Regions from separate parts of the Mus musculus genome. Here region 2 is linked to region 1. Evidence: chromatin loops called from intact Hi-C (ENCODE). Cell type or tissue: heart. All regions are shown on one strand. Links, peaks and the distances in the headings refer to the core of each region. The heading gives the core; the rest is flanking DNA.

Evidence for each region. Hi-C counts contacts between places; a loop is a spot of excess contacts. Peaks named below come from ENCODE experiments on the same cell type or tissue, not always from the same donor. Only the 100,000 strongest peaks of a DNase experiment are listed, where the experiment ranks them.
Region 2: a loop joins it to region 1, with 8 times the contacts of the local background. A loop is called at or near these places in 6 of 42 quality-filtered maps.

Annotation. Positions count from the first base shown.
Region 1 is chr8:69,708,492-69,723,898 of GRCm38, forward strand. Zfp869 (zinc finger protein 869) reads right to left here and starts at 8,411. Exons shown (of 5, transcript NM_001039965.1): 1 at 8,277-8,411; 2 at 2,195-2,493. The coding sequence starts at 2,233. It overlaps Gm51532 (a long non-coding RNA gene), which reads left to right and starts at 8,616. Exons shown (of 2, transcript XR_003947396.1): 1 at 8,616-9,262; 2 at 11,040-11,305. In heart, for the core only: no CTCF peak of the experiment used is centred there; DNase peaks (open chromatin) are centred at 8,120 and 8,580; H3K4me3 peaks cover 2,349 bases; H3K27ac peaks cover 1,589 bases.
Region 2 is chr8:69,783,991-69,799,397 of GRCm38, forward strand. Atp13a1 (ATPase type 13A1) reads left to right here and starts at 7,173. Exons shown (of 26, transcript NM_133224.2): 1 at 7,173-7,651; 2 at 9,759-9,848; 3 at 9,940-10,130; 4 at 12,589-12,661; 5 at 12,840-12,995; 6 at 13,092-13,161; 7 at 13,235-13,341; 8 at 13,717-13,846; 9 at 13,951-14,006; 10 at 14,397-14,523; 11 at 14,594-14,731; 12 at 14,822-14,942; 13 at 15,331-15,407. The coding sequence starts at 7,265. In heart, for the core only: a CTCF peak has its summit at 7,244; DNase peaks (open chromatin) are centred at 7,211 and 7,581; H3K4me3 peaks cover 3,212 bases; H3K27ac peaks cover 1,911 bases.

The DNA.
Region 1 (15,407 bases), core at 4,472-12,471:
AAGAGCGGGTGAGAAAGACACATCCGTCCACAGCTGACAGTATGGCCACTTCTAAACTCAGAAACACCTAATCGATCAGATAGACCCTTCCAAAACTGAATGCAGGCAGCATGATGGCAATTCTGCCTGGGTCTTCCAATGTTACGCTTTTGCATAAAAACCATGCCTGCTCCTGGCAGGATGGAATCTATCCTCTGCTCAAATGATTCCAATTTCACTTCTTGTCCCCACTCTTAGCCTTATCCCTCCCTCATTTCTTTTTTAAAGTTCCAGCAAAGGACTTCTTTTCCTCAAACACACCTGGCTGCCGTACAAATGTGGGTCTGAGGTTCCCTAGAGGTCCAAGAAGGGATACACCAACTGCTACATCGGGCAACCTTACTTTGGACAATCTCAAAGAATCCAAGTAAACTGTTGCCCAAAATCACAAAATGGTAGTTATGGCTACCTCTTCAGTGGGAGAAATGAAGGAAACAGGAAACAACAACAAGCATGGTAACAAGCAGTTTAGAGATTTGGGGCTGGGGGGAGCTTGTTTTGTGTCCTGGGAAATAAGCTGAAATGTCCTTGGGTCCTTGGTTCTATGTTGGCTTGAAGGCCAGAAATGCTAGAAATATTAGAGCTTGTTTTGCTCTGGTTGCTAAATGATTCTTCACAGAAAGAAATGTTATAGTCGCACTGGAAGCACCAATAAAGGAAAGCTGGCTCCGTCCAGTCAAATAAAATCTAACCCTGGTGGAGACATGCCATTGTGCCTAACCTTAAGACAGTTGATTTGGTCAATAGCTTGGCCAAGGGACTAAACTTAGGGAAAGCTGAACTGGCTTTAAGCTAAGCTAAAGGATGGGAGGAGTATCATTCCTTTAATGAGAATAACACTTGCATCAGAAGCATCTTCTCCTCTCTATGCTACAGAGCAGCTGCCAAGAGGTTCTCTTAGTTCTGTCTGCCTTTCTGAATACTAGGATGAAACTTAACACTTTTTCTTGAACTCTGTTCTATTTCTCTGAGATGCAGGATGGAGCCTTTTGAAATGCTTTTTCTGGTACTTTGGGCTGTTTCCATTTTTCTTTGCAGGCCCCCTCCCTGCCATCTGGATACCTGTCTTCCTGAGGCTAACTCTGCTGGCTAAACTCAAAAGGCATGGGGGTTTTCTCTTTCTCTCCATGACTATTCTCCAGGCAGATGTCAAGACTGATGCCTGCTTGCCTTGGGGTTTTCTTTTACGCTCAGACGCTGGGCAGTGGTGGCGCACACCTTTAATCCCAGCACTTGGGAGGCAGAGGCAAAAGGATTTCTGAGTTCAAGGCCAGCCTGGTCTACAGAGTGAGTTCCAGGACAGCCAGGGCTACACAGAGAAACCCTGTCTCAAAAAACCAAACAAACAAAAAAAAAGATTTCTCAGGCTTTCCTCTCAGCTCATTCTTAAATTCATGTGACTAAAAACCCTGCGAGGGCAAAAGTTATGTTCCAAGTTTAAATTACTGTGCTTAAGAGATCCATAAAACAGAAATGCCTCTAACCCTCTAAGCCACTAGCCAAGGATAAGTAATGCCTGGAATGCTGGGGGCTGCTATTCGTGTACAGTAACAAACCTGTTTTTCACTTCCATAAATGATGTTGGCCGCCCCAACTGCTCAGGATGTGCTTGGTCACAGATGTGGGAGATGACAGGTAAGGAGTACATCGGCAGCAGTGTTAGGACGGACAAGGCAGGACGTGCATGACCTTGTGGGTTTGCCTTTATGAACCCTGTCTAGTATAATTTGATGCCTGGACAGTGTCCATCATCCTGGCCAGTATTTAATAAAGTTTGCTTCAAATGTGGCTCAAAAATTGTCGTCGTGGTCTTACTGTCACCCAGTAGGATTAACAACTCCAAGAAAAGACCCCAATTTTTGCAGTAACATCTAGCAATTACAACAGGACTCCCTAAGTTCTGATAACAGTATGTGTTGGTATTAAACATACTGTTCTGAGTCATTATTTTAGGTCTTTTATGGTTAAGAAAATGAAGAAAGTATTTTTCTTACATGGCTTATATATGCAGACTATTAAAAAAATGGCGATTAAAAATATTTCAGGTGAATTCATAAGAAAATGAGGACATAGATGGCCATGAACAGATCAGGATTCTCCGGCAGAGGGGAACTGGAAGAATTAACAAAGATGAGTACATGTTAGATTGACTTACCTCATCAGGCCTGGAGAGTCCAACAATGGCTGCCTCCATGATGAAGAGGACACCGGGAGAGCTTCTTCAGTGATCTTCAGTCCACACCGGAAGGCCCAAGAAGCTGACTCCAGTGTCAGGGAAGGATGACGCGGTGGCGGTGGCAGCGGTGGCAAGACAGATGCACTCACCAGCAAGAAGTCAGGCAAGCAGGGAAGGAACGCTGCTCCTTCTTTGGACTTCTCAAAGTGCCACCTACTCTACGACGGTGACAGGGTCTTCTCACCTCAGTTAGTCCTCCCTGAAAGTTCCTGGCAGACCTGCAGAGACAGGCCTCTTAGTTGGTTCCAGAGCCATACAAGTCTGCAGTAAAGATCAGCCATCACACAAGCAACCAGCAATGTTCAGGACACGTGTGCCCACTGAGAACTACACGCACACACACACCCTCACAACTTTCAGGTCTACCTGTCTCCATCCACAGGCTCACCTCCGACTAAATGTGTCTCAAGCGCCATCATCAGCAACTGCACTTTCTCTAACTATTGGGTTTCCCATCTAACCTTGGTCTTCCTACCATACCACGGGCAAAATCCTTGCACACACTCAACTAAAGCCCCCGGGCTCAGAAGGCTCAGATCAACAAGTTAGATCCTGAAAAGTTATATGATAATACTAATACTTAGGGCAGGGGCATAGCAATAAAAGGGGAATGCCAAAACACTGAGATGGGGGAGGGACAACACAACTTCCACACAGAAAATCCAAGGAACGAAAAAAAGGACTACTGAAAACTTTTATGACCCATCAATATACAAAAGACCATCATTTTCCTACGACAGCAATGAACTGGATGTACAAATACCACCTCTACGCTGTACATACATTAATAAAAACGGGGGAGGATAAAGTCTTTAGACAAAAATCAAACATTCCTAATGAAGAGAAAAACAAAAAGAAGTCAGCACCACAGAGGACAAGAGGTCTGCACGTGGAAGACGTTTTCACACATGTTCCACCCGCACTATAAACACATTCCTCCCAACATTCAGAATCAGACTGTTATAACCAGCACTGATTGTAAGGGACACATGAAAAGGATGAGAAAAAAGAATGTTCAGCACAACTCTTGAAACACACACACACACACACACACACACAGAGAATACAGGACTTTAAGACTCCCCATAAAATTACCACAATCATGAGAGTGCACTCTCATTTGATAAGCAATGAACAGCTCATACGAGCAGAAAACCCAGGAACAAACCCAAACAGACCCAATTTTGGACAAAGGAGCAACAGAACCTCACGGGAGAACTGGGCTGCCTTGGCAGAGAAGCCAGGTTGTTCCTAGCACTCACATGGTGGCTCATAACAATCTGGAACTCTGACACCCTCTTCTGACCTCCATGGGCACTGAACACACACAGGGCATAGACATACATGCAGCAAAATACTCATACACAAAAATAAATTCTAAATGTTCTAATTATGAAAACAATTATCACTACGAGTTATAAACATAGAAAGCTGCCAAAGTGTAGCAAGGGTGACTCTGAAGGTAGCACAGGCCTGTCAGTCCAGCCTTCAGGGAACAGACAGTAGGGATCCAAGTTCAAGGCCAGCAGGAGAAACTTGTAAATTTTAGGTCAGCCTGGGCTACAGACTAAGACCATCTCCAGAAAACAAAAATAAATATTTAAAAATAAAGACAGTACATTGATAAATTATTCGGTGTGCTGAAATTGAAACCTCACATATACTGAAAATCAGAATGTTTTATTAACTCTAGCAAAAAAGACCATCAAGAATAACTTATAGAAGTAATTTCACTTGGCTAACGACGTCATAGGTGTCCGTGTGGCTTTTCAGCATCCTCAGTCTCCTGAACTCTTGTTCCTTTCTCCTGTACACCCCTCACAGCCCCTCTGCCCCCCATGCTCATCCTTTCTCCTGTACACCCCTCACAGGCCCCCTGCCCCCCATGCTCATCCTTTCTCCTATACATCCCTCACAGCCCCCCGCCCCCATGCTCATCCTTTCTCCTGTACACCCCTCACAGCCCCCCTGCCCCCCATGCTCATCCTTTCTCCTGTACACCCCTCACAGCCCCCCACCCCCATGCTCATCCTTTCTCCTGTACACCCCTCACAGCCCCCCTGCCCCCCATGCTCATCCTTTCTCCTATACATCCCTCACAGCCCCCCGCCCCCATGCTCATCCTTTCTCCTGTACACCCCTCACAGCCCCCCTGCCCCCCATGCTCATCCTTTCTCCTGTACATCCCTCACAGCCCCCCTGCCCCCCATGCTCATCCTTTCTCCTATACACCCCTCACAGCCCCCCGCCCCCATGCTCATCCTTTCTCCTGTACACCCCTCACAGCCCCCCTGCCCCCCATGCTCATCCTTTCTCCTGTACACCCCTCACAGCCCACCCTGCACCCCATGCTCATCCTTTCTCCTGTACACCCCTCACAGCCCACCCTGCACCCCCATGCTCATCCTTTCTCCTGTACACCCCTCACAGCCCCCCTGCCCCCCATGCTCATCCTTTCTCCTGTACACCCCTCACAGCCCACCCTGCACCCCCATGTTCAAACTCCTCACCCAGAGTCTTCCTGTTGGTTATCTGTGCTACCATTCCCTCCATCCTTAACAGCAGCTCCCTGGTGGCCCTTTCCTTACTTCTTCAAGCTCTGCAAGTTAAGACACAGCAATCTAAGGACAAGTGTGACACTAACACCTATGGGAGAGGGACACAGGGTGTTCACTGTCCCAGCTCAAACTCTCAGCTGATTCAGTATTATTATCTAGTTTCATCCATTAGCCTGCAAATTTCATCATCTTGGTTTTATTCACAGCTGAATGGAAGCCTTTCATGTATACACGGTTTTAATATCTACTCACCAGCTGGACATGTAGGCTGTTTTTAATTTCCTGGTTATTACAAATTAAGAATGACAATGAACATGACTGTACAAGCATCTCCCGGAGCAGGCTCTAGAGTCCTCTGTCCATGTACACAGCAGTGCTACAGCGAGGTCATGTGTAAGTTAAGACAAATGATAAAAACAAGAAGGGAGAGATCCTACAGTAGATGATGCTTCTGAAAGCCGATGGTTACTAAGCCGTAACTCCAGAGCAGGAAAGAATCACTGCTTATCAGCCATAGGTCAGGGAGACCTAACAGGCTCGCCTGCTCTTCACGGTTGCCCTCCAGAACTGGCTGTTATTACTGAAGACGCCCCCCACACCGGTTACAATGCAGAAAGAAATCAAACTGGCACTGAACTTCCTCCCTGTTGGCTGGCTTTCATGATGCTCTGGGCACTAAGCAGGCTGCTGGGGGAGGAATGACAGGCACAGAATGTCTTACCCAGACCTCCACGACACACAAAACCAACCTGCCAAGCAAGGTGTGTCCACCTGAGCAATAGTGATATAGCTGTTCTGAGGATAACACCAGGCGGCTCTCTAACTGAACTTGAGGCTCACTCCTTCAGAGAATCCATCCCTGTCATAGTAAACTAAACCCAAAACCCACGTCTGCAGCTGGAGGGATAAACTTTGCACCACTGTTCTAGCTCAACTGTCCTGGCACCCAGTTACCTTCTAAATAATGCTCTACTCACAAACAACTGCTCCTCCCCGTCTGAGGTAGAGAAGCCCCTCCGCAGCAAACTCGGAGATGCACAGTTAGTCAGGACATTTAGACCACCACTTCCAGGGCGCTGAGATCACTGTGAAAGATGAGGCACAGACAGTAAGGCCCAGAGACAGTGAGATGGGATGTAAAATGTTGACTTTTCAGCACTGCAGAGCTAATGCTCTGTATGACCTCACTTTACAACAGCAATGCATTGCTGTAACGGACCTGACACAGGACTGGGCCCATCATGATTTAGATACCAAGGGATTCTAAACAAAGGCATTGTTTTCAACTGTGTACCCACTACCGTGCTCAGATGCATGGGCAGGAACCTGCAGCCACACGGATGATCCTGGTTAAAACCAGAATGGTTTTTTTTAGTGGCTCTCAAAACAAAGAAGGAGATGAAGGGGGCAGAAAACATGGATATTTCACAGGGAACTGTAAGCAGGAGAGGACAAAGAGGGAAATCAGAGGGCAGGACATTACAGTAGTCTTTATACATGTATGAAATTGTTAAAGGGAAAAAGAACATCAGATAGGTGTCACGGTGCATGCCTCTTACATGAAATTATATGTGAAATTCCAGCACTTGGAAATAGAGGCAAAAGAACCAGGAGTTCAAGGTCATTCTTGCCTACACAATTTCTATCTCAAAAGCACATGCTAATTTAAAGAAAAGTCAGGCTAAAGAGGTGGTATGGTTCAATGGTTAAGAACACAGATGCTGGTCTGGAGAGATGGCTCAGCGGTTAAGAGCACTGACTGCTCTTCCAGAGGTCCTGAGTTCAAATCCCAACAACTACATGGTGGCTCACAGTCATCTATAATGGGATCTGATACACCTCTACTGGTGTGTTTAAAGACAGTGTACTATATACATAAAATAAAAAAATAAATAAATCATAAAAAAAAGAACACAGATGCTATTTCAGAGGTCCAATTCCCAGAGTACACATGACAGCTTACACCCATATGTAACTACAGCTACAGGAGATCTGATGTCCTCTGCTAGCTTCCGCAGGCACTAGGCATACAAGCGGTGCAAACGAAACACCATACATAGGATACAAAAGGATGCATCTCCCTCCCCTGGCCTCAGAAAGGGATGGACACCAAGCACTAGGATGGCACGGCCTGAAACCAGCCTATCATCTGATACCTGTGTGAGCCAAGGATCTAGTCAGGGACGCAGCTTCAATTCAACTGAGTCCCTGTCAGTTCACCAGGACCAGTCAGTCTGCCTTTCATATCATATAGACCACTACAGCCACTTTCAAACCTGACATCCTCGGGCTTCATTCAAAGCTCTCCCCCTGTGGCTCACTAGTCGTGTGTTCTAACTTCTCTCATCAACTGAAACACTGCTTGCATTTCTCTTCGCCAACTTCTGGGACCCTCTGAACTCTGCTGCAGCCTCTTTAACTTATGCTGGTTGTGTAAACAGCATATGTGGATATAATTATATATTTACCGTGTGATATGAAAAAATATTAATAATTAGGATTTGGAAAAATTGAACCTTGGATAGAATATCTTGGAAATATAAAATATCTTGGAAAAATAGCCTTGGCCAGATTACCACCAGAGGCGTGACACCTTTTTACTTTCTATTCAGTAAATTATGAAATTGTGGAAATACACAAACATATTTGTCTGTTTCTGATATAACATCCTCATGACCAGAAGACACAATCAGAAAAATGTCAGTTCCCAGGTTCAATTACAGATTTAAGATAATTCCCACAAAATGCTAAAAAGTTCTTATCAGGTACATAAAAGACATTGCTGAATTTTATATGTAAAATACTTTTAAAAAAACACACAAAATGGTTAGCACAATGTAGACGAACCCACAACACACTCGTAACATTTCCAATCAAATACACAAGACAACACACTGTTTAGGAAGAATAAACAGATCCACAAAAAAAAATTTTTTTTTAAATTAGGAGACAAGCTGACCTTTGATAAAGTAGTACAATCTTTTCTAGAACTGTTTCTGGGACACCATCCGAAAGAAACTCTTGGACAAAGACTCGGAGAATTTCACAAAATTAACTCACACTTGATGCTAGACCTACGAAGCCCACAACGTCTAGACCACAGCGCAGAGAACACAGCAGTCATAAGTGCGACACCAAAAGCACAAACAGGGCGCCAGCACTGGGCGGTGACGTCACCAACCCGGAAGCTACCCCCTGATTAGGAGGAGTCTTCCGCTCCCCGCGCTCTGCGCAGACATGGCTGGAAAAGCGGAAGTGATTAGAGTCCTCCGAGACAAGCACTGGCCAGTGACGGGGCCCACGTCGCCCAGTGGAACGCACAGGGTGTCCGCTCGGCCGGCCGGTCCCACCGCTCCCCCAACCCCGGGAAGGACCTATCACCCCGGCTCACGCGGCTCAGCCGACCGCTCCTCCCCATCCGGGGACAGCGGCCCCGCGCTCACCATGGCGCGGTTGCTGAGCTCGCCTGCGCTCCCCCTACAGCTCCCGGCAGCGGCGATCACACCGCAGCTCACGGGACCACGCGATGCCTGCTTAAGAACAGAATCTGCAGCATGGCGGCGGATAGGACCCACCTCTCGTCTCGTCTGGTGTTCTTGATTGGACATCTTGCCCCGAAGCTTTGATTGGCTAGAGCTGCACCACAAGTCTGATTGACAGGAGTTCCCTAGATGCAGCTGCGTGGATGACTCAATTCCATTGCTCTAATTGGCTAGCATGCCCTGAATGATGAAGCAGTTCCTTTAGGCGCTCTTGAGTGAGTGGCCTGGCCTGAAGGTTCTGATTGGCTAGCACTGCCCTACGAGGGCCTGAGTGACAGGAACAGCTTCGCTTGGTCCTTGTGAATGAATGTCCTGCCCTCAGGGCCCTGATTGGCTAGTGAAATCTGAATGACAGCTCCCATAAGTGGATGAACTGAAATTAAAAGACGTGGACCACACAGACCTTCCCAACTCTGGCTTTCACCCAAGTTCATGCAAGTCTGCTTCAAGACGATCTGATTGAAGCAGGACTTCCTTGTGCATCCCAGAACTTTCACAGCTTGTCTTCTTGCACTCAGTAGGTACTTAAGGTTCTTCCTCTTGGAAGCCTTGTTTTTGTGCACAGTCTATTACATACACTCCCCAAGGCAGTGATCACTTTGCCTCACAACTAGACCAGGGCCCAACCCAACCCCTATCACATCGAAACAAGACTTGATGTCCTCCGGGTTTCAGGAATTTCAGCAAGTCACGCCAAAGATTGCTCAATTATAACAAGTTGCACCTTTTCTTTTTAAGCAGAGAAGCGAACCCATTCCAAGACCAAGGTGGTGTTGCTTTTCCTGCAATCCCAACAAAGGAGGTGGAAGCCAAAGAACCAGGAATTCGGGATATACTTCCTGAAAAACTTCCAGTATCAATCACAGACTACTCCAGGTCAACAGAAGGTATTGAAAGACTCCGAGAGGAGCCCCTCGCTCAGGCCTCAGGACAATAGCGGACACCCAAGAACTCACGACAGACCGAGCTTGTTGCAAACCACATGAGGCTTTATTCGGGGAAAGCCAGAGCTCTGGGGACGACTCATATCCCACGCAGGGGTAGAGGAGTTGTCCTCGAGGGGAAAGAGGTCCCAGTTTTTATAGGCCCTCAGGGGGGAAAGGAGAAGGGGGAGATTAGGGGATTTCCAGATCTAAACAATGTCTATTCTCAAGAAATGGGTATGGGAGGGGTACAAGGAAAGAGTCTAATGAAGGTGCAGCAATGGGCACACACCTGGTCAGAACTTTGGCAGACACACAGGTTCAAGAAGTGGCCAGAGCATTGTGCACCTCTATTTTTCTAAATCAGTGAAGCTAGTTCTGCTAACACTGACGTCTATCTTGCCAATTTCAGGGCTTCTGTGTCCTTTTACATTCTGCCAGGATCTTTCAGTATTTGAAGGAGCCTTACACATTGAAGATGCCTGTATCCACGAGGCCACAGAAATGACCAAACCACACTAGAATAGTGAAGGAAGACAGGAGATAGCTAATTTTTAAATAAGCAGATAGCTAAGGAGAGTGGCTCTGGATCAAATCAAACTGATTAGGAGTTCATCCACTTGGGATCCAAGGATTTACTCCAGATTCTTGCCCAAGAGAAGCTGCCTCATGGTCCATCCATTTGCCTAGGAATTTCATAAGTTCATTCTTTTTTAATAGCTGAGTAGTACTCCATTGTGTAAATGCACCTACACGGCTAACTTCACACATATACCACACATGCACACATGCACGTTCACTAGCCCCATTCCACTGAGGGTCACTCACAACCCACCTGGTAGGCTTGACTGAGCTAACTCCCTCTTGCCCTCTGTGCTGTAGGCCACTACTAACAAGGCCAGGTAGGATCTGAGAGCCTTCTTCATAGAAACTTCAAAGATTTTATTCTTTAATATCATTTAATATGAACCAATCAGCTAAATGTATGCTGGCTGGTCCATTTCTAGAAGGATAAATGCACTCTTGCAGTTGTGCAGTTTTGCTCCACAATCTATATGTATGAATAAAGTATACTTGGGGGAGGTGGCTGGAAAGATAGTTCCAAAGTTAAGAGCACTGACTGCTCTTCCATAGCATCTGGGTTCAATTTCCAACACCCACATAATGGCTCACAGTAACTCTAGCCCTACAGGATCCAACATCCTCTTCTGACCTCCCTGGAAGAGGCATGCACGGTGCACATACATACATGCAGAAAAACCAATCACATGAAATTCATAAAGGGCCACAGTGCGCCCTCTCTGAACACCACACCCACCTGTTGTACAGGAGACTGTGGCTTTGTGTGAATATGTGCTTTTTGAGGGAAGATTTTTGGCTTGGTTTGGTTTTTTTTTTTTTGTTTTGCTTTTTTGTTTTTTAAACAGGGTCTCCCTAAATAGCTTTGGGCAATCTGGAGCAATAATAATCTTAATAATAATAATCTTCTGCATGTAGACTGCAAACTTTTCATTCTGTAATTTGTAGCTGGTCTTTGCTACTTTGTGGATTCTTCTTTTCCCACCCTTTACCCCCGCACCCCACCCCATTTCACCCCATCACTAAATAGGAAAGAGGGAGGGAGGGAGGGAGGGAGGGAGAGAGAGAGAGAGAGAGAGAGAGAGAGAGAGAGAGAGAGAGAGAGAGAGAGAATGAATTCCTAAATCTAATGTCTTTCCTTTTGTTTCTTCTTTGACCACAGCAATTACAAACCAACCTCCCTAAATGGCCAACGAGCACCTGCTCCAGCTCCTGGGGAGCTAGCATTCATGTACCCTCCGAAAAGTTCTCAGAATTCCGAATGTCACAGAGACATCACAGTATCACACAATATCGCAGAAACTATCTGCGGCTGGCAATACCATACCTCTGCTAGAGCATGAGGCAAATCGTAGTCAGCTGCTTTGGACAGTCTGAAGTGTCCCATATCTCCACTCCTTGGTTTAAAATGAAAACACATTCTTATAATATTTCTGTGTTTTTAAAGAAACCAAAATTCTGAAGTTGTCACTACATTAATTCTTCACTGAATAGAGAAACCAAGGGGTGGAAAGAGAGCTTGCAGGAAACAGTAGCAAAAAGGCAAGCAATAGCTAAGAAGTAATTACACAAGCCAGGCTTGGTGTCACACACGTTTAATCCCAGCATTCTGGTGGCAGGGGCAGGCATTTTTCTGAGTTTGAGGCTATGGTCTACATATTTCTGAGTTCTATGGTCTACATAGCAATATCCAGACAGTCAGGGTTGTATGGTGAGACACTGTCTCAAAAACAAACAAACAAAACCACACCTCTGAAACCACAGGCATAACTGATACAATCATCAGCATACAGAAGAAGGGCTTAAAGGACACTGGAGACACTCCTGAGAAAGCAGACACGGTCTGATGAAAGGCTTCTAAGGAGAATTCATTAGAAGAGACAAACACAGTCATATTGTGGTGATTAAAGAAAACAGTCTCTCAAGAGAAAACTGGGATTCTGCACACTTAATTTAATAAAAGAAATACTAGCCGGGTGTGGTGGCACACACCTTTAATCCCAGCTCGGGAGGCAGAGGCAAGCGGATTTCCGAGTTTGAGGCCAGCCTGGTCTACAAAGTGAGTTCCAGGACAGCCAGCTACATAGAGAAACCCTGTCTCAAAAAACAAAAACAAAAAACAACAACAACAACAAAAAAAAAAACTAATGGGCTGTAGAGGTACAAATAAACTGCAACCCAATAACAGTGTCAATACAATACATTTGGAACAAGGCAGGTGATCAAGCCAAAACAACAACAACAACAACAACAACAACAACAACAAAAACATCAAATATAAATATCAAAAGTTGAGAAGTACGGAGCTGGAAAGACGGGTCAGTGGTTAAGAACACTGGCTACTCCTCCAGAGGGACCAAAGTTTGGTTCCCAGCACCCACATTGTGGTTTACAGCCCGCCATAACTCCAGTTCCAGGGGATGTTACTCCCTCTTCTGACCTCCAGAGACGCTAGACACAAATATGGTGTGCATACATATATGCAGACAATGCATTCATACACAGAGTATGAATTCATATATATGTGTGAATTATATATACTTCCATCAGGGAACCATTTCCTCTGCTCAGATCTATGCAGAGCAGGAAAAGAAAATGTTCCACTCCTTTCTCTTTTATGATTTATGTCTCCTTTTTAACCAATGACCATAAAAACCACCATTCTCTTAGAAGATTTTTCTTTTTAATGTGCTCCAGGCCTGGGAAAGAGGAACGCTGCCAGACAACACAACCTAGACAGAATGGGATTTTCCCTTCTGTCCAACACTGACCAAGGAAGGAAATGTTAGAAAACATTTCAATAGGTTCTTTTTAAAGGATTAAAGATAGCTTCTAAAAAGATTTCCTTTGCCAGGTGGTGGTGGTGCATGCCTTTAATCCCAGCACTAAGGAGACAGAGGCAGGCAGATAGATCTCTGTGAGTTTGAGGCCAGCCTGTTCTACAGAGCAAGTTCCATGACAGCCAGGGCTACACCCTGGCTTGAAGAAAAAAAACAAAACTAAAAGAAAGACTTTCTTTGTCACCCAGTCAGCCCCAGTTATTAGAAAAAGTTAAAAATTTTGGAAATGTTTGAAGGTATGAGGAGGTCCCAGTTGACGGAAGCAGCTTAAAGGGTATTTAATATCAAAAGATTGGTTGGGACAAGAACTTTTGCATAAACTGAAATCCACCATTACCTTCTCTTATGATGAGACATAGACTTATAGATATCCAGCAAAATTTCTTACCCTCTGTCAGAAATAGATGCCCCAGGGTTGGCCCAACACCAAGCACCTATAACTGTTCAACTAACCAGTTCAGCTTCCTCCATCCAGATTAAACAATACGCAGTGACCCTGGAAACAAATGGGGAATTTGCAGGCTATATTTCCTGGCTTGAAGAGACAGGCATCCTGGTGCCATGCCAGTCATCCTGGAATCTACCTCTCGTGCCTGCAAAGAAACGTGAGACCTTAGATCCTCATGAGTCTGACTCTTCCAGAGAAACACGAACACTGTCTTGGACCTGAACGATGCTTTCTTTAGCCTCCACTTGTCAGAGACGAGTCAACCCATCTTTACTCTTAAATGGACAGACCCAGTGGGAGGCTTCAGCAGGCAACATACCTGGAATAGGTTGTCCCAGGATTTAAAGACACTAAATACAGACTTCCAGTCCTTCCATTAGAGGTTTCCTGAGAAAATACATCCTAAAAGGGCCACTGAGTGACTGTTTTAAGAGTTACACCCTAGGCTACAAAATGTTGGCTAAGAAAGCCCAACTTTGTAGAAGATTGGAATCGCCCAAAAGAACGATTTCTAAACAGGTTGGCATCCCCCTTTGCCCTATTAGCCTTTCCTTTCCACTACCTCTGGTGGGTGGTGGGCTAGAAGGAAGCTTAAAGCATTGGAGAATGCTTATTAAAGTAGGTTTTGAAAAATCTAAGCCAGAAGCTCAGAATACACGAGATACAATTTGCAAAACACATGAAACTCAAGAAGAAGGAAGATCAAAGTGTGGATACATGATCCTTCTTAGAAGGGGGAGCAAAACACCCATGGAAGGAGTTACAAAGTTCAGAGCAGAGACTGAAGGAAGGACCATTCAGAGAGTGCCCCACCTGGAGATCCATCCCATAAACAACCACCAAACCCAGACACTATTGCAGATGCCAACAAGATTTTGCTGGCAGGAGCCTGATAAAGCTGTCTCCTGGGCTGGCAAGATGGCTCAGGGGGTAAGAGCACTGACTGCTCTTCTGAAGATCCTGAGTTCAAATCCCAACAACCACATGGTGGCTCACAACCACCCATAATGAGACCTGACACCCTCTTCTGGTGTGTCTGAAGACAGCTACAGTGTACTTAAATAAAACTTTTTTTAAAATGTAAAAAAGAAAAAAAAAAGAAAGAAAAAGCTGTCTCCTAAGAGGCTCTGCCAGTGCTTGACAAATACAGAAGAGGGTGCTCACAGCCATCCATTGGACAAAGCACAGGGTCCCCAGTGAAGGAGCTAGAGAAAGTACCCAAGGAGCTGAAGGGGTTTGCAACTCCATAGGAGGAATAACAATATAAACTAACCAGTACCTCCAGAGCTCCCTGGGACTAAACCACCAATCTACTGGTGTCTCTAGCTGCATATGTAGCAAAGGATGGCCTAGTCGTTCATCAATGGGAGGAGAGGCCCTTGGTCCTGTGAAGGTTCTATGCCCCAGTATAGAGGAATGCCAGGGCCAGGAATGGGAGTGTATAGGTTGGGGAGCAAGAGGAGTGGGAAGGGGATAGGGGATTTTCAGAGAGGAAACTAGGAAAGGGGATAACATTTAAAGTGTAATTTTTTTAAAAAAGAAATGTTCCACATCCTTTGTCATTAGGAACATGTAAATCAAAAGGACCCTGAGATTCCTGCTCACAAGAATCAGGACGGCCAAGATAAAATATTCAGGGGAAATCAGATGCTGGTTAGGATGTGGAAAAACAGGAACAACTCCTCCATTGCAGATGGAATTGCAAGCTGGTACAACCCTATGGACAACAATCTGGTGGTTCCCCAGAAAATACAAAGTAGTTCTACCTGAGGACCCAGGTAACCACTGGTGACACTAAATATCAACAAAGAAGAGTCTACAAGCCTCATTCCAGAAGGAGTCCAACAGGCTGTGTAAGCCAACTACAGATTGATTTGATTTGATTGATTGATTGATTGATTGATTGATTTATGGCTTGGAGATGAGGTGTCTAAAGACACATATCAAGCAGCATGTAGTTCCTTCACATGAATAGAATATCTAATGAAGGTAAAGCAGAAGATTTGGAATACACTTTCTCCCTTCAACGCTGGATCAAACCTTTTCATAAACTACAAATCTCAAGACATGTCAGCTACGGTTAGCTTGCAACATTTCCTAGAACTGGTGGTGTTTTTTGTTTTTTGTTTTTTGGTTGGTTGGTTGGTTTTTGGTTTTTCGAGACAGAGTTTCTCTGTGTAGCCCTGGCTGTCCTGAAACTCACTCTGTAGACCAGGCTGACCTCAAACTCAGAAATCTGCCT
Region 2 (15,407 bases), core at 2,777-10,776, 74 kb after region 1:
TGCCCATGAACATACAAGAAGCCTACAGAACTCCAAATAGACTGGACCAGAAAAGAAATTCCTCCCAACACATAATAATCAGAACAACAAATGCACTAAATAAAGAGAAAATATTAAAAGCAGTAAGGGAGAAAGGTCAAGTAACATATAAAGGCAGACCTATCAGAATTACACCAGACTTTTCACCAGAGACTATGAAAGCCAGAAGAGCCTGGACAGATGTTATACAGACACTAAGAGAACACAAATGCCAGCCCAGGTTACTATACCCGGCCAAATTCTCAATTACCATAGACGGAAAAACCAAAGTATTCCACGACAAAACCAAATTCACACATTATCTTTCCATGAATCCAGCCCTTCAAAGGATAATAACAGAAAAGAAGCAATACAAGGATGGAAATCACGCCCTAGAACAAGCAAGAAAGTAATCCCTCAACAAACCAAAAAGAAGACAGCCACAAGAACAGAATGCCAACTCTAACAACAAAAATAAAAGGAAGCAACAATTACTTTTCCTTAATATCTCTTAATATCAATAGACTCAATTCCCCAATAAAAAGACATAGACTAACAGACTGGCTACACAAAAAGACTCCAACATTCTGCTGCTTACAGGAAACCCATCTGAGGGAAAAAGACAGACACTACCTCAGAGTGAAAGGCTGGAAAACAATTTTCCAAGCAAGTGGTCTGAAGAAACAAGCTGGAGTAGCCATTCTAATATCGGATAAAATCGACTTCCAACCCAAAGTTATCAAAAAAGACAAGGAGGGACACTTCATCCCTCCAAAACACCATCAGATCCTTCTACAAAAGGCTATACTCAACAAAACTGGAAAACCTGGACGAAATGGACAAATTTCTAGACATATACCAGGTACCAAAGTTAAATCAGGATCAAGTTAACAATCTAAACAGTCCCATATCCCCTAAAGAAATAGAAGCAGTCATTAATAGTCTCCCAGCCAAAAAAAGCCCAGGACCAGATGGGTTTAGTGCAGAGTTCTACCAGACCTTCAAAGAAGATTTAATCCCAGTTCTGCACAAACTATTCCACAAAATAGAAGTAGAGGGAACTCTACCCAACTCATTCTATGAAGCCACAATTACTCTGATACCTAAACCACAGAAAGATCCAACAAAGATAGAGAACTTCAGACCAATTTCCCTTATGAATATCGATGCAAAAATCCTCAATAAAATTCTCCCTAACCAAATCAAAGAACACATTAAAGCAATCATCCATCCTGACCAAGTAGGTTTTATTCCAGGGATGCAGGGATGGTTTAATATACGAAAATCCATCAATGTAATCCATTATATAAACAAACTCAAAGACAAAAACCACATGATCATCTCCTTAGATGCGGAAAAAGCATTCGACAAGATCCAACACCCATTCATGATAAAAAGTCTTGGAAAGATCAGGAATTCAAGGCCCATACCTAAACATGATAAAAGCAATCTACAGCAAACCAGTAGCCAACATCAAAGTAAATGGTGAGAAGCTTGAAGCAATCCCACTAAAATCAGGGACTAGACAAGGCTGCCCACTTTCTCCCTACCTCTTCAACATAGTACTTGAAGTCCTAGCCAGAGCAATTCGACAACAGAAGAAGATCAAGGGGATACAAATTGGAAAAGATGAAGTCAAAATATCACTTTTTGCAGATGATATGATAGTATATATAAGTGACCCTAAAAATTCCAACAGAGAACTCCTAAACCTGATAAACAGCTTCGGTGAAGTAGCTGGATATAAAATTAACTCAAACAAGTCAATGGCCTTTCTCTATACAAAGAATAAACAGGCTGAGAAAGAAATTAAGGAAACAACACCCTTCTCAATAGTCACAAATAATATAAAATATCTTGGCGTGACTCTAACTAAGGAAGTGAAAGATCTGTATGATAAAAACTTCAAGTCCCTGAAGAAAGAAATTAAAGAAGATCTCAGAAGATGGAAAGATCTCCCATGCTCATGGATTGGCAGGATCAACATTGTAAAAATGGCTATCTTGCCAAAAGCAATCTACAGATTCAATGCAATCCCCATCAAAATTCCAACTCAATTCTTCAATGAATTAGAAAGAGCAATCTGCAAATTCATTTGGAATAACAAAAAACCTAGGATAGCAAAAGCTCTTCTCAAGGATAAAAGTACCTCTGGTGGAATCACCATGCCTGACCTAAAACTTTACTACAGAGCAATTGTTATAAAAACTGCATGGTACTGGTATAGTGACAGAAAAGTAGACCAATGGAATAGAATTGAAGACCCAGAAATGAGCCCACACACCTATGGTCACTTGATCTTCCACAAGGGAGCTAAAACCATCCTGTGGAAGAAAGACAGCATTTTCAACAATTGGTGCTGGCACAACTGGTTGTTATCATGTAGAAGAATGCGAATCGACCCATTCCTCTCTCCTTGTACTAAGGTCAAATCTAAGTGGATCAAGAAACTTCACATAAAACCAGAGACACTGAAACTTATAGAGGAGAAAGTGGGGAAAAGTCTCGAAGATATGGGCACAGGGAAAAAATTCCTGAATAGAACAGCAATGGCTTGTGCTGTAAGATCGAGGATTGACAAATGGGACCTCATGAAACTGCAAAGCTTCTGCAAGGCAAAAGACACCGTCAATAAGACAAAAAGACCACCAACAGATCGGGAAAGGATCTTTACCTATCTTAAATCAGATAGGGGACTAATATCCAATATATATAAAGAAATTAAGAGGGTGGACTCCAGAAAATCAAATAACCCCCTTTTTTTTTTTAATATTTATTTATTTATTTATTATATGTAAGTACACTGTAGCTGTCCTCAGGCACTCCAGAAGAGGGAGTCAGATCTCCTTACGGATGGTTGTGAGCCACCATGTGGTTGCTGGGATTTGAACTTCGGACCTTCGGAAGAACAGTCGGGTGCTCTTACCCACTGAGCCATCTCACCAGCCCTCCCAAATAACCCCCTTAAAAGATGGGGTTCAGAGCTGAACAAAGAATTCTCACCTGAGGAATACCGAAAGGCTGCGAAACACCTGAAAAAAATGTTCAACATCCTTAATCATCAGAGAAATGCAAATCAAAACAACCCTGAGATTCCATCTTACACCAGTCAGAATGGCTAAGATCAAAAATTCAGGTGACAGCAGATGCTGGCAAGGATGTGGAGAAAGGAACACTCCTCCATTGTTGGTGGGATTACAAGCTTGTACAACCACTCTGGAAATCAGTGTGGCGGTTCCTCAGAAAATTGGACATAGTACTACTGGAGGATCCCGAAATACCTCTCCTGGGCATATATCCAGAAGATGTCCCAACCGGTAAGAAGGACACATGCTCCACTATGTTCATAGCAGCCTTATTTATAATAGCCAGAAGCTGGAAAGGACCCAGATGCCCCTCAACAGAGGAATGGATACAAAAAATGTGGTACATTTACACAATGGAGTACTACTCAGCTATTAAAAAGAATGAATTTACGAAATTCCTAGGCAAATGGTTGGACCTGGAGGGCATCATCCTGAGTGAGGTAACCCAATCACAAAAGAACTCAAATGAAATGTACTCACTGATAAGTGGATATTAACCCAGAAACTTAGTATAGCGAGATATAAGGTACAATATGCAAAACATATGAAACTGAAGAAGAACAAAGACCAAAGTGTGGACACTTTGCTCCTTCTTAGAAATGGAAACAATCACCCATGGAAAGAGTTACAGAGACAAAGTTTGGAGCTGAGACAAAAGGATGGACCATCTAGAGACTGTCATATCCAGGGATCCATCCCATAATTAGTCTCCAAACGATGACACCATTGCATACACTAGCAAGCCTTTGTTGCAAGGACCGTGATATAGCTGTCCCTTGTGAGACTAGGCCGGGGCCTAGCAAACACAGAAGTGGATGCTCACAGTCAACTATTCGATGGATCACAGGGCTCCCAATGGAGGAGCTAGAGAAAGTATCCAAGGAGCTAAAGAGATCTGCAACCCTATCGGTGGAACAACATTATGAACTAACCAGTACCCCAGAGCTCTTGACTCTAGCTGCATATGTATCAAAAGATGGCCTAGTCGGCCATCACTGGAAAGAGAGGGCCATTGGTCAGGCAAACTTTATATGCCCCAGTACAGGGGAACGCCAGGGCCAAAAAATGGGAATGGGTGGGTAGGGGAGTTGGGGGGGGGAACTTTTGGGATAACAGTGGAAATGTAATTGAAGAAAATACGTAATATAAAGAAAAAAAAAAAAACCACTGGTAACTTCTAGAGGGGTGACTAAGAACCTGAAGGTTGGAATCCGTTTGCATTACTTCCTGTCTACAGCAACACCACTAACCATGTCTAGGCCTAAGGATAATGTCACCTGTCTCAAGTGTTGTTATTAGCTATAAATCACCAGAGCATTAGCCACCTATTCAGAGCATACAGAGATAAGGAATATGAGCTGCTTCCATTACACTTGGTTTTGAGTCTTAGAATAAAGGTCACAATGGTATCTGAAGAGTTCAAGAGTTTGCTCACAGCAAATGTTCTGAGTGCCCATTCAATGCAAAGAAGCAAAAATATAGAAGAGGAATTCTGAAAATGGGGGATCCATTGGCTTATGTCTGGCTTCATCTTTCAAGGTGGTTGACTGTAAACTGAACCCTGGAAAGTGGCCTGGGTGTGGAATGGTCAGGCACTGCTGATGCCTCAAAGGAAAGGCATCATGAGACACATGGAGGACCATCCCTTGGAGCTTCTAATGTTTATTCTGTCGGCTACAAAGCCTGTTGTCTTTGAATGTAATATATTGTCTTCTACAAACAGGTTTATATCCTAGTCCTTACTAATTGTCTTACTTAAAGTTAGGCTCCTTGAACTATGGCTTCCGGTTCCCTTATAAAGACTTATAAGAGCCGTCTTACTATATATAAAGTAATGGGAAAAAAATGGAAAGTAAAATATGTAAAGATTCTTATCATTTCCAGTACACCAGATATTTTCAATAAGTAATGTAAATAAAATATGCTTAAAATATTGTGAAAAAAAAAGAGTTGTAATACATTATTACATCATCCCCAAACACGAGGTAGATCTTGTTCATCAAAAAGACAGGACACCCTTTTCCAAGCAGAGCAAGATGGTCACCCTGGGATTCCCACCACAGATGTCAGATGGCTCATGCATGATTGCTTGTCCTATCATCTATGGCAGGAAGCGTGCAGCCACCACTACAGCAGGAAAGCATATCACTCTCCACCACAGGGAGAACTAGCCATAACGGGATTCACCCACAGATGTTCTCCCTCACACGAACCAGCCTCAGGCCCAGCCTCAGCGCCCAGGAAGGGAGCAGGCACTTACCTCTCCCTTTATTTGGTTCTACCAGTCCCAGTTGTGCAGGCACCATTTATGCTGTGTGACACTATTCCTACAGAGATGTGGACAAACGTCAACTCACCCCAGAGATGACAGATGAATGTAATAAAAACACTTAAGTTTAGCAGGGCATAGTGGCGCACACCTTTAAGTTCAGCACTCGGAAGGCAGAGGCAGGTGGATTTCTGAGTTCGAGGCCATCCTGATCTACAAAGTGAGTTCCAGGACAGCCAGGGCTACACAGAGAAACCCTGTCTCGAAAAACAAAACAAAACAAAACAAAAAAACACTGAAGTTCAAGTCAATGAATCAGAGAGCTTACTGGAGTTATCGCAGGAATATGGCTTAGTGGCTGCTTAAACTTGGCTGGCAAGGATGACTGAGAGGTCATTTGGGGGTGAAGGCACACCCCCAAATGGTGATCACTCCAAACTGCAAACCTAGAGTTCTCCGCCGTACTTGCAATGAACTTGCCTGCCTAATAACCTCGGGGAGAAGTGAGCCTGCTGCACCTGCTAAGGTTTCAGGAATTTCTTCAGCCTCTGAATTATTTCCTGAGTCTTAACGGACCTCTCTGTAGAGAGCAGGCTCAGAGGGCAAGAGCATTTGCTGCCAAGCCCAAGGACTGGAGACTAATCCCCTGGGGTGGGATAGAGTGAAGAGAAGCGAGGAGACAAGGCCTGCCTTTAGAACTTCCTTAGTCCTCTTATCAAACTTTCCTCCAGTCATTTCAACTGAGAGAAAATCACTATGCAACAGCAGGCTGCAGTCAGGGGGCTGTGTGAGTTTTTCTATTTGTTTGTTTTTACAAAGAATGAAACCCAGGATTTCAAGAATGCTGGGCAAGCACTCTAACACTGAACTAGCCAACACTTTTATTTTTTTTTTTAAGTCTGGAAAAAGTCTCCTTAAGTTCTCAGATGACCTTGAAGTTGTCATCTTCCTACTTCAGCTTTGCTTATACATGAGATGCCCTGCACTACCAAGCAAAATAACATTGAAAAAGAATAAAAATGATCTATATTGGATCTGGGTAGGGTGGCCAGCACTCGCGAGTCAAAGGCAGCGGCCACTATCAGCACTGGCTGCTCTTCCAGAGGATCTGTATTTAATTCCCAGAACTCACACTCACAACTAACTGTAACTCCAAATCCAGGATTCAGACACATTCTTTTTTTTTTTTTTTTACCCGCTCCCACCTCAGACGAATTCTTAGGGCCCCGTAGGAACTGCACAGCGCGCGCGCGCACACACACACACACACACACACAGAGACAGATACATACTTATATATTTTTAAATCTTCAAAACCTTCTTATGGCTGTGTTTAAATAACAGTACTTGTACAGAATAGTTGCATAAAGCATCATAGTATATTTCATAAGTACCTAATTTTCCATTTATGTTAATGTGACCTTGTGTACTTATTACCGTATGGCTTGCATGGAAAAGGCACCCTCAACCCTACCTTGCGAAAGCTCCGCCTCCTCCCAAACCCGCCCTCAAAAGGTCCCAAGTCCTAAAGTTTGTATCTTAGGGTAAGCTTTTCTCCTCCCCAAACGGAGGCTCTTTCCTAGATAGATGCCGGAAAAGTTGCTGAGAAGGGACGGGCTCTTCCGTTTCAGGGTCTCTTGCTGATGTCAATCCCGCCCTGCCCGTCTACATCTTTTGCGTTCTTAGTTCGCCACGGCCGACCTTAGCAAGCTGATTTGGACCTTTGGTACCTTCTTTGTCATGGCGGCGCCCTGAACAGACACTTGTGTTAACCCACCTAACGGTTTACCTAGGCGCTTCCTATTCCAAGGTGGCGCTCAGACCTTACCGGAAGTAATAGACCGGAAGTGGGGCGGTGCCTCTGCCGGAAGCCAGCGCAGCGCTGGGAAAGATGGCGGTGGTGGGCAACGCGGTTCCTTGCGGAGCCCGGCCTGGCGGGGCCCGGGACAACGGGTCTCCTCAGCCTGGGTCGCGATTGCGGCCGGGCCTAGCTGCCGGGCCAGCACTCATAGCGAACGGCGACGAACTGGTGGCCGCCGTGTGGCCGTACCGGCGGCTGGCGCTTCTGCGGCGCCTCACCGTGCTGCCGTTTGCCGGGCTGCTGTACCCAGCCTGGCTGGGCGCCGCCGCCAGCGGTTGCTGGGGATGGGGCAGCAGCTGGACCCAGATACCCGAGGCCGCGCTGCTGGCGCTCGCCACCATCTGCCTCGCGCACGCACTCACTGTCCTGTCGGGGCATTGGTCTGTGCACGCGCACTGCGCGCTCACCTGCACCCCGGTAAGTGCGCGCGCGCGCCCGACCCCGACCCGGACCGGGACCCAGGCACAATGGGGCCTAGCGGGGGTACCGGGCTGCCGCGGGCTTGCGAGTCTCCAATCTTAACAGCTCGATTCTCCAGCGGCGCCCCCTGTCCTATGGCTCAGGCCTACTTCTGACCCCGCTGTGACTCGCCATGCAGTTGTGGCTGGTTATTTTGATTCACAAGAAACACCTGGAACACACTTAGAGCAGGATCCATATGCTACTGTTAGTGTGAATTGTTCTCTTAGCTCCCATATGGTGTATTGTTCTTGGAACGGTTCCGCCTTGCTTCTCCGTCATCTCCTACCTTGGTTTTGGTTTTCTTTTCTTACTCTTTTTTTTTTTTTCCTGTAAGATAGGATCTCACTATGCAGCCTTGGGTCGTCTAGGACTCACTGAGAACCGCCTAGCTCTGCCTCCAGAGTTCTCGGGTTAAAAGCCTGTGTCACTATTTCTGGCTTCTACTCTTGTGTTGGTCTTTCTTTCTTTTTTTTTTTTTTAAGTGTTAGATTAGACCTGTGGGGTAATACCCCCAAATGTATGAAGCCAAGTCCTATGGCCCAGTGTTCAGCTTCTGTCTGTCCCTTGCTAGACCCAAAAGAGAGTGTAATTCATTCTGGTGCTGAAGATGGCCAGGAACTACTTGTAAGTGACTTAAAATAGCGTAGAGTCTCAAGTTATCGGTAAGGTATGGTTAAGATGAGGGCTTGTCAGAATGGTGCAGTGATTCTAAATTCAGAACTCTAAACATAGTGTCACTACAGGAAGCACTGACTTTAAGGTACTCTAGGTTGAGGGTAATACCCAGTGAGCACACTACAGATCACCAGATTTGAAGCCTGGCACACCAATATCTGTTCTGGGTAGGTCTTTAGAAAAGGGAGGCAGTGTCAGTGACTGAAGGAAATCCTGAGTACCCTCATATACACCCTCAATGGCTATGTGTGCGCATTGAATTCTTAGTACCAAGAGAAGGCATCCTGTTTCCTTCATTAATATTTATCCCTGAAGAGGGGCCCAAATTTCTGAGCTTGGCACCCAGGGTCAATAGATGGGTGTGTGTGTGTGTAAGCGCTTGCGCTCATGTGTGAGACATTCGGTCCCTAGCATTCTAGCTGTCCTTTGGACTGTAGCTGAGAACTTCCTTTTCTAGAAAGGAGGAGAGGGAAGAGCTAAGCAGCCTTGGGTGAGGAGGCAGATCAGGCTTTGCTTCTCTCTAGGTTTCACTGGGTTTCAGTTTCACCCTACTGTACAGTGAAAGCTGAAACACCTCCCTCCGGGGTCACTGAGGAAAGCTAAGGTAACCTATAATGGGGGGGCACCCTCCGTGGCACCTTTACCCATCTTCCGCTGTGTTAGTTCATCATCAAGTGTTAGTTTCAGGGCCACCACCTTGTGTCCCACCTCCACCTCTAGTCATTGCAAGGCTGACCAGAGGTGGAGGAATGGGGGAATGTTTCTTGTGTCACGAAAGTAGCATGCATAAAACCACTGGGGAAGAAGGTAGAATCATTTGTTACTGCAGAAGGCAGATAACAGTAAGATTCCCAGGGAACTTCAGATGGAGCCACCTGGGGAGGATTCCCGAGTAGGTGACACTTGAGCAAAAGCCTGAATGGATCAGGAGAGCGGATCCATTTTCCAAGAAAAATTATCTCGAGGTGTTTTAAGTCTGCTTATGGTTTTACACCACGTCCTTAGCTGTCTTTGGCTGCATGAGTTCACAGGCTATAGGTGGAACTTGCTCAGATACCAAGACTCTTAGCTTGGACTCAGGCAAGCTGGTGTTCAGTATACTGGGGAGCAGTGAGCAAGCTAGAGAGAGCCAGTGTGGCGGTAAGTGGGAAGTGGCAAGATGTGGGTCTTGTGAATGGAGAGCAGTGGAGAAGTTCCGTATGGACTTGAGCTCAGTCAGGTCCAGAATCCTAGGTGGGGAGTTTGCCCTGTGCCTTGAGCCTTATAATACAAAGTAGTGGTCAAGTGAGGTATGGCAAGCCTAGGGACATGCCTGCACTCTGACCCTATGAGGGGCGTGTACTTGAGAGGTAAGAAGGGCTCCGTAACAGTCTTTGGTTTTTGACAGGAGTATGATCCCAACAAAGTAACCTTTGTGAAGGTGGTGCCAACCCCCAACAATGGCTCCACTGAGCTTGTGGCCCTGCACCGTGACAAGGTAGGAAGGGATCTATGTCCTGCAGGGTAGGTGGGACAGGCAGTGTCCCCAGGTCAGGGGACTTCTGCCACAAACACACCTTCCACCCCAGGGTGAAGATGGGCTGGAGGTGCTGTCATTTGAATTCCAGAAGATCAAATATTCCTATGATGCCCTGGAGAAAAAGCAGTTCCTTCCGGTGGCCTTCCCAGTGGGGAATGCCTTCTCTTACTATCAAAGCAACAGAGGCTTCCAGGAAGACTCAGAGATCCGAGCTGCAGAGAAGAAGTTTGGAAGCAACAAGTGAGTCCCTGTCTTCCCTGTAGCCCACTGTGCATTACCGCCCTACTGTGTTCCTGGTCACTGAGCCCTGGCAATAGGGCTGAGAGCTCTGCTTTTTAACCCAGAATGCTAAGTGACTATGGCCCCACTGGAAAAACTTGCTCTGCTCTGCCTTCCTCCAAGCTTGTTTGCCAACAGGGCCCTCAGAAAGCCAGGAGCTTGACTGGGGGAAAGGAGATTATGCATGTGTGTGCAAATAGATGTGGAGGCTGAGGTCAGCTTCGGGTGTCATCGCCAGGAGCCATACACCTTGTGTTCTAAGAGGGTCTGTCTGAACTGGAGCTCACTAAACAACAGGCAGCAGCAGTGGTGCTCCCTCTCCCTCCCTCCCTTCCTCCCTCCCCGGGGCTGCTGTTAAGTCCATGCTTGCCTTTCTACATGGATTCTGGTACTTAACATAGTCTCCATGCTTTTAAGGCAAGCACTTCACCATAAGCCATGTCTTTGGCCCACCCTCCCCCACAATCATGGAATTAGAGGGTTTTTTTCTTTATTTTTCTCCCTTCCTTCCCTTGAGTCTGACAACATGAGTTTGAGAAATCCTTGAGGCAGGATTTCTCTGTGTAGCCCTGGCTGTTCTGGAACTCATTCTGTAGACCAGGTTTGTCTCAAACTCACAGAGATCTACATACCTCTGCTTCTGCCTCCTGATTGTTGAGATTAAAAGCGTGTACTATCACCACCCAGCATAGAATTAGATTCTAATTCATATGTTTATGCTTATGTGCATCTCAGCACATTAGAAATGATGGTGATGCAGCGAGGCACAGCTCAGCGGGTGAGTGCTTGCCTAATGGACTAGAATGCTTTCACCCAGCACTGCAAAGGAAAACACACCAAAACACATGGGTGCCTCTTTTATGCTGCGTAGGACAGCAGATGCTCCACACAGGCTTTCTCCGTTAACCTTTTACTAACACAGAGGTGCCAATGTGCAGCTGCAATAGGACAGCTGAACGCTGGGCACCAAACACCGATATTTGGCATCATGGCCCACATGGTGTTCACCCTTGACAGTGCTCAGTCAGGGAACTTGGGGAGATCTTAGCAGATTGTTTTTTCTCTCTCTGCAGCTGTATATGGAACCTGGTGCCTGGAACATGTCAGATAGGGGCCCTGCCATTGAGTCATACCCCTGGGGTTCTTTCATGACTCTGTTGCTTTTCAGTAAATGTAGATGTTACCATATCCAGTCTGAGAAGCATCATTTGTTGGTCTCTGCAACCCTGATAGTGACCGCATTAATGGCCTGGGACAGATTTTATGCTATCACTGTGGGTGTTTTTGTTTTTAAACTCCAGGGTACTCCGTGGTTCCCTCTTCTCAGGTCCCACCACTGTGGGAAGCCTGTGAGCATTCTGGAATTTTGAGAGTAGAGCAGAGGAGGCCAAGTCAGACTAGGTGGCCACATGCTGCTGCAGGAGACACCCTAGGGACAAGCTACTTGAAGCCAAGGGCTTATTCAGAGAAAATATAACAAATTCCCAAGGCCAGCAAGATGCTCAGTGGGTACAGGCCCTCGTCATCAAGTCTGACAACATGAGTTTGATCCCAGGATCCACACAATGTAAGGAGAGAACCAACTCCTGCAAGTTTTTCTCCGACCACCACACATGCACTGTCACAGGCATGCTGCCCCCCCCCAACATACACACATACACCGCCACACATGCACTGTCACAGGCATGCTGCCCCCCCCAACATACACACATACACCGCCACACATGCACTGTCACAGGCATGCTGCCCCCCCAACATACACAAGAAAAATATCTTTTAAAGGTGGGGCCATGCATTGCAGTGTACATCCTTAATCCCAGTACTTGGGAGGCAGAAACATTTGGATCTCTGTGACTTACAGGCCAGCTTATGATCATAGTGGGAACCTGTTTCAGGAAAGAAAAGAGGAAAAAAAATTACAGTTCTAGGGGCGGGGGCTGGAGTTCTCCTAGCAGTGACAAGATCCAGAGTTCTATCCCTACCACCACATGGCCATGGGCCATGGTGGCACACTTTGTCTTCCCAGTACTCGAAGACAGAGCCAGGGATATCAGTTCAGAGCTCCTCCTTGGCCCTGTAAGGAGTTTGAGGATAGCCTGGGCTACTTGAAAACCTGTCTCAGAAAAAGAATATACAGTTCCAGTGGGGAATGAGCTCTGTCACCAGGGTCTCTTCTCCCAGCCACCCCATCCTGCTCTTCTCATCTAGCCCTGGGGTGGGTGGTATTGTACAGAGCCTGTTACAGGGCTGAGTAGAGTAGGGTGTCGGTGTGGAAGGACTGCCTGCCACCCAGTCTGGCTTGCCTGCTAGCAGTTGAGGAGGAACAAGGTCACCCACCTTGGGTGTCTTGTTAGAGGTGACAGGGGCAGGGCCTCCACATCTTCAGCTCACCCAGGAATTTGGGTATGGTTTTTTGCAGGGCTGAGATGGTAGTGCCCGACTTCTCTGAGCTTTTCAAGGAGAGAGCCACAGCCCCTTTCTTCGTGTTTCAGGTAACAGCAGCTCTGGCCCTTGTGCCAGCTCCTTCTTTGGGACTGTCACAGCCAGAGTGTGTCTGGCTGCCATTTCCAAACCCCAGAGCCTCTCCCTGCCCTCGGGAATCATTGGTATTTGCCAGAATTTCTGGTCACAGGACAGGTAGGCAAGACCTGACAGGCTGCTAATTCACAGGTATTCTGCGTTGGGCTCTGGTGCCTGGACGAGTATTGGTACTACAGTGTCTTCACTCTGTCCATGCTGGTGGCTTTCGAAGCTTCCCTAGTGCAGCAGCAGATGAGGAACATGTCAGAGATCCGAAAGATGGGCAACAAGCCCCATATGATACAGGTGTGACTGGTGGGACAGGTGGGTGGTGGCCCTGCTCACCCGAGTGGACACCATGCACGTGCTATGCTGACAGACTCCCCCTGCTCATATTCCCAGGTCTACCGCAGCCGAAAGTGGAGGCCTGTCGCCAGTGATGACATTGTTCCTGGGGACATCGTGTCTATCGGTGAGGCAGGATTCCTCTCAGGTGGAAGTCTTTACCTTAGCCAGTGGTTGACTCTCTTGCCTGCACCTTGCAGGCCGCTCACCCCAGGAGAACTTGGTGCCCTGTGATGTACTGCTGCTACGGGGCCGCTGCATTGTAGACGAGGCCATGCTCACTGGGGAATCTGTGCCACAAATGAAGGTGATGGATAGGATCCATAGTACACTACCAGTTCATGAAGAACGACATAGGGCAGGAGAGGCCAGTGGTCAGGCGGTCCCTGCCATACACAAGTGGCAGAGGCAGGTGGGCTGGAGTCATTGCCATAGGAGTCTGGAGCCAGGTGGAAAGAAACCAGGATATTCCATCGGAGTGGGTAGAAGGATTCTCTTTGTATCATTGAGGAGGCCTAGTGCAGATCACAAGGCATTAACTCCACAAGTACTGTGGTGAGGAGGCACCTGCTAAGGTGAATGGAACTTGTTGGCTAGGTAGGGGCCACTCATGGGAATCAGGCAAGCCCTTGGGGGAGGCTAAAGTGAGGCTGTCATCCCAACCTGATGTTTCTTTTCGCAGGAGCCCATTGAAGACCTGAGCCCAGACCGTGTCCTAGACCTGCAGGCCGATGCTCGGCTGCATGTCATCTTTGGGGGCACCAAGGTGGTACAGCACATTCCCCCGCAGAAGGCCACCTCGGGCCTGAAGCGTAGGTGCCTCAAGGAAGGGTGTCTTGGGTATCCTGCACCTGCTATAGTGTGAAGGAGGTGGGACAGGGTTGCTAACAGCAGGTGCCTCTCCTTGTTCCCTCAGCGGTCGACAATGGATGTGTGGCCTTTGTCCTGAGAACTGGGTTCAACACATCCCAGGTATGGTGCTGGATTCCACGTAGGAGGGCCCAAAGTGTGATAGCTCCTCCCAGAACTCACCCTAAGGCTAATGCAGGCCTGCTTTCCCTAGGCTGAGATAGCAGTGGATATGACCAAGGTAGTCTGGCTATTACCATTCCCAGGAGTTTGATGTTAAGTGAGGTGCTCTGGTAAATGCTTCAGGGTTCTACCTGAAGGGGTGATGGAAGCCTGGCTTCCCTGTGGCCCTGTGGCTGGCCTTCTTGGAAGTCTAATTCCTTGTCAGCCTACAGTGGTCTTAGGCAGGCATTGCTGTTTATTAGAAAGGCCAACCTCGATGCTTTCAGGGAGCAGAGGCCACTCTCCCCCACAGAGCTTTCAGGAAAGGCTAAGTCCTGCCAATCCTTGCAGGGCAGACTACTGCGTACAATTCTCTTTGGGGTAAAGAGGGTCACTGCAAACAACTTGGAGACCTTTATCTTCATCCTCTTCCTCCTGGTCTTCGCCATTGCTGCAGCTGCGTATGTGTGGGTTGAAGGTAAGCGCCCTGAAAGCTCCTGTTCTGAAGCCTCATCCCTGCCCCAGGCTGCCAGGCCCTGTTTCCACAGGGACCAAGGACCCCAGCCGGAACCGTTACAAGCTCTTTCTGGAGTGCACCCTCATCCTCACCTCTGTTGTACCCCCTGAACTGCCCATTGAACTGTCTCTGGCTGTCAACACCTCCCTCATCGCCTTGGCCAAGCTCTGTGAGTGCTGAGTGATTGGTGGGGCATTGCATAGAACAGGCAGGAGCCTGGAGGGATCCCCTGACCCCAGGTCCCACCCTCCACCCCCAGACATGTACTGCACAGAGCCTTTCCGGATCCCCTTCGCTGGCAAGGTTGAAGTGTGTTGCTTTGACAAGACGGGTACCTTGACCAGTGACAGCCTGGTGGTGCGAGGCGTGGCAGGGCTGAGGTGAGCATAAAGGAACTCTGTCTAAACCCCCCAGCAAACAGACCCAAGCTTGGTGTGAGCCTCCATTGAAGTCCTGCCTCTGAGGTTCCGTTACAGAAGATCCTATGTGATGATCAATATGAGTGGCATCAGAAATAGATAGGAAATTAGTTCAGTCCCAGAACAGTCGGCCACAGACCTGTTACCTCATCTGTTGGGAGCTCAGGAGTCATCCCTGAGGCCAGTAGTCTCACCAAGGTACCCTTAGTGAATAAATAGCACACTGAGTACTAGCAGCTTGAGGTAGTCTCTGGTAGTATTCACTGAAGGATCCCAGGTCCCTTGGTAGAGGTACAGTTCACCCACCCGCCTATATCCACCTTGAAACCAACTGTCCTCGTCTTTGCAGAGATGGGAAAGAGGTGACCCCAGTGTCCAGCATTCCCATAGAAACACACCGGGCCCTGGCCTCCTGCCACTCGCTCA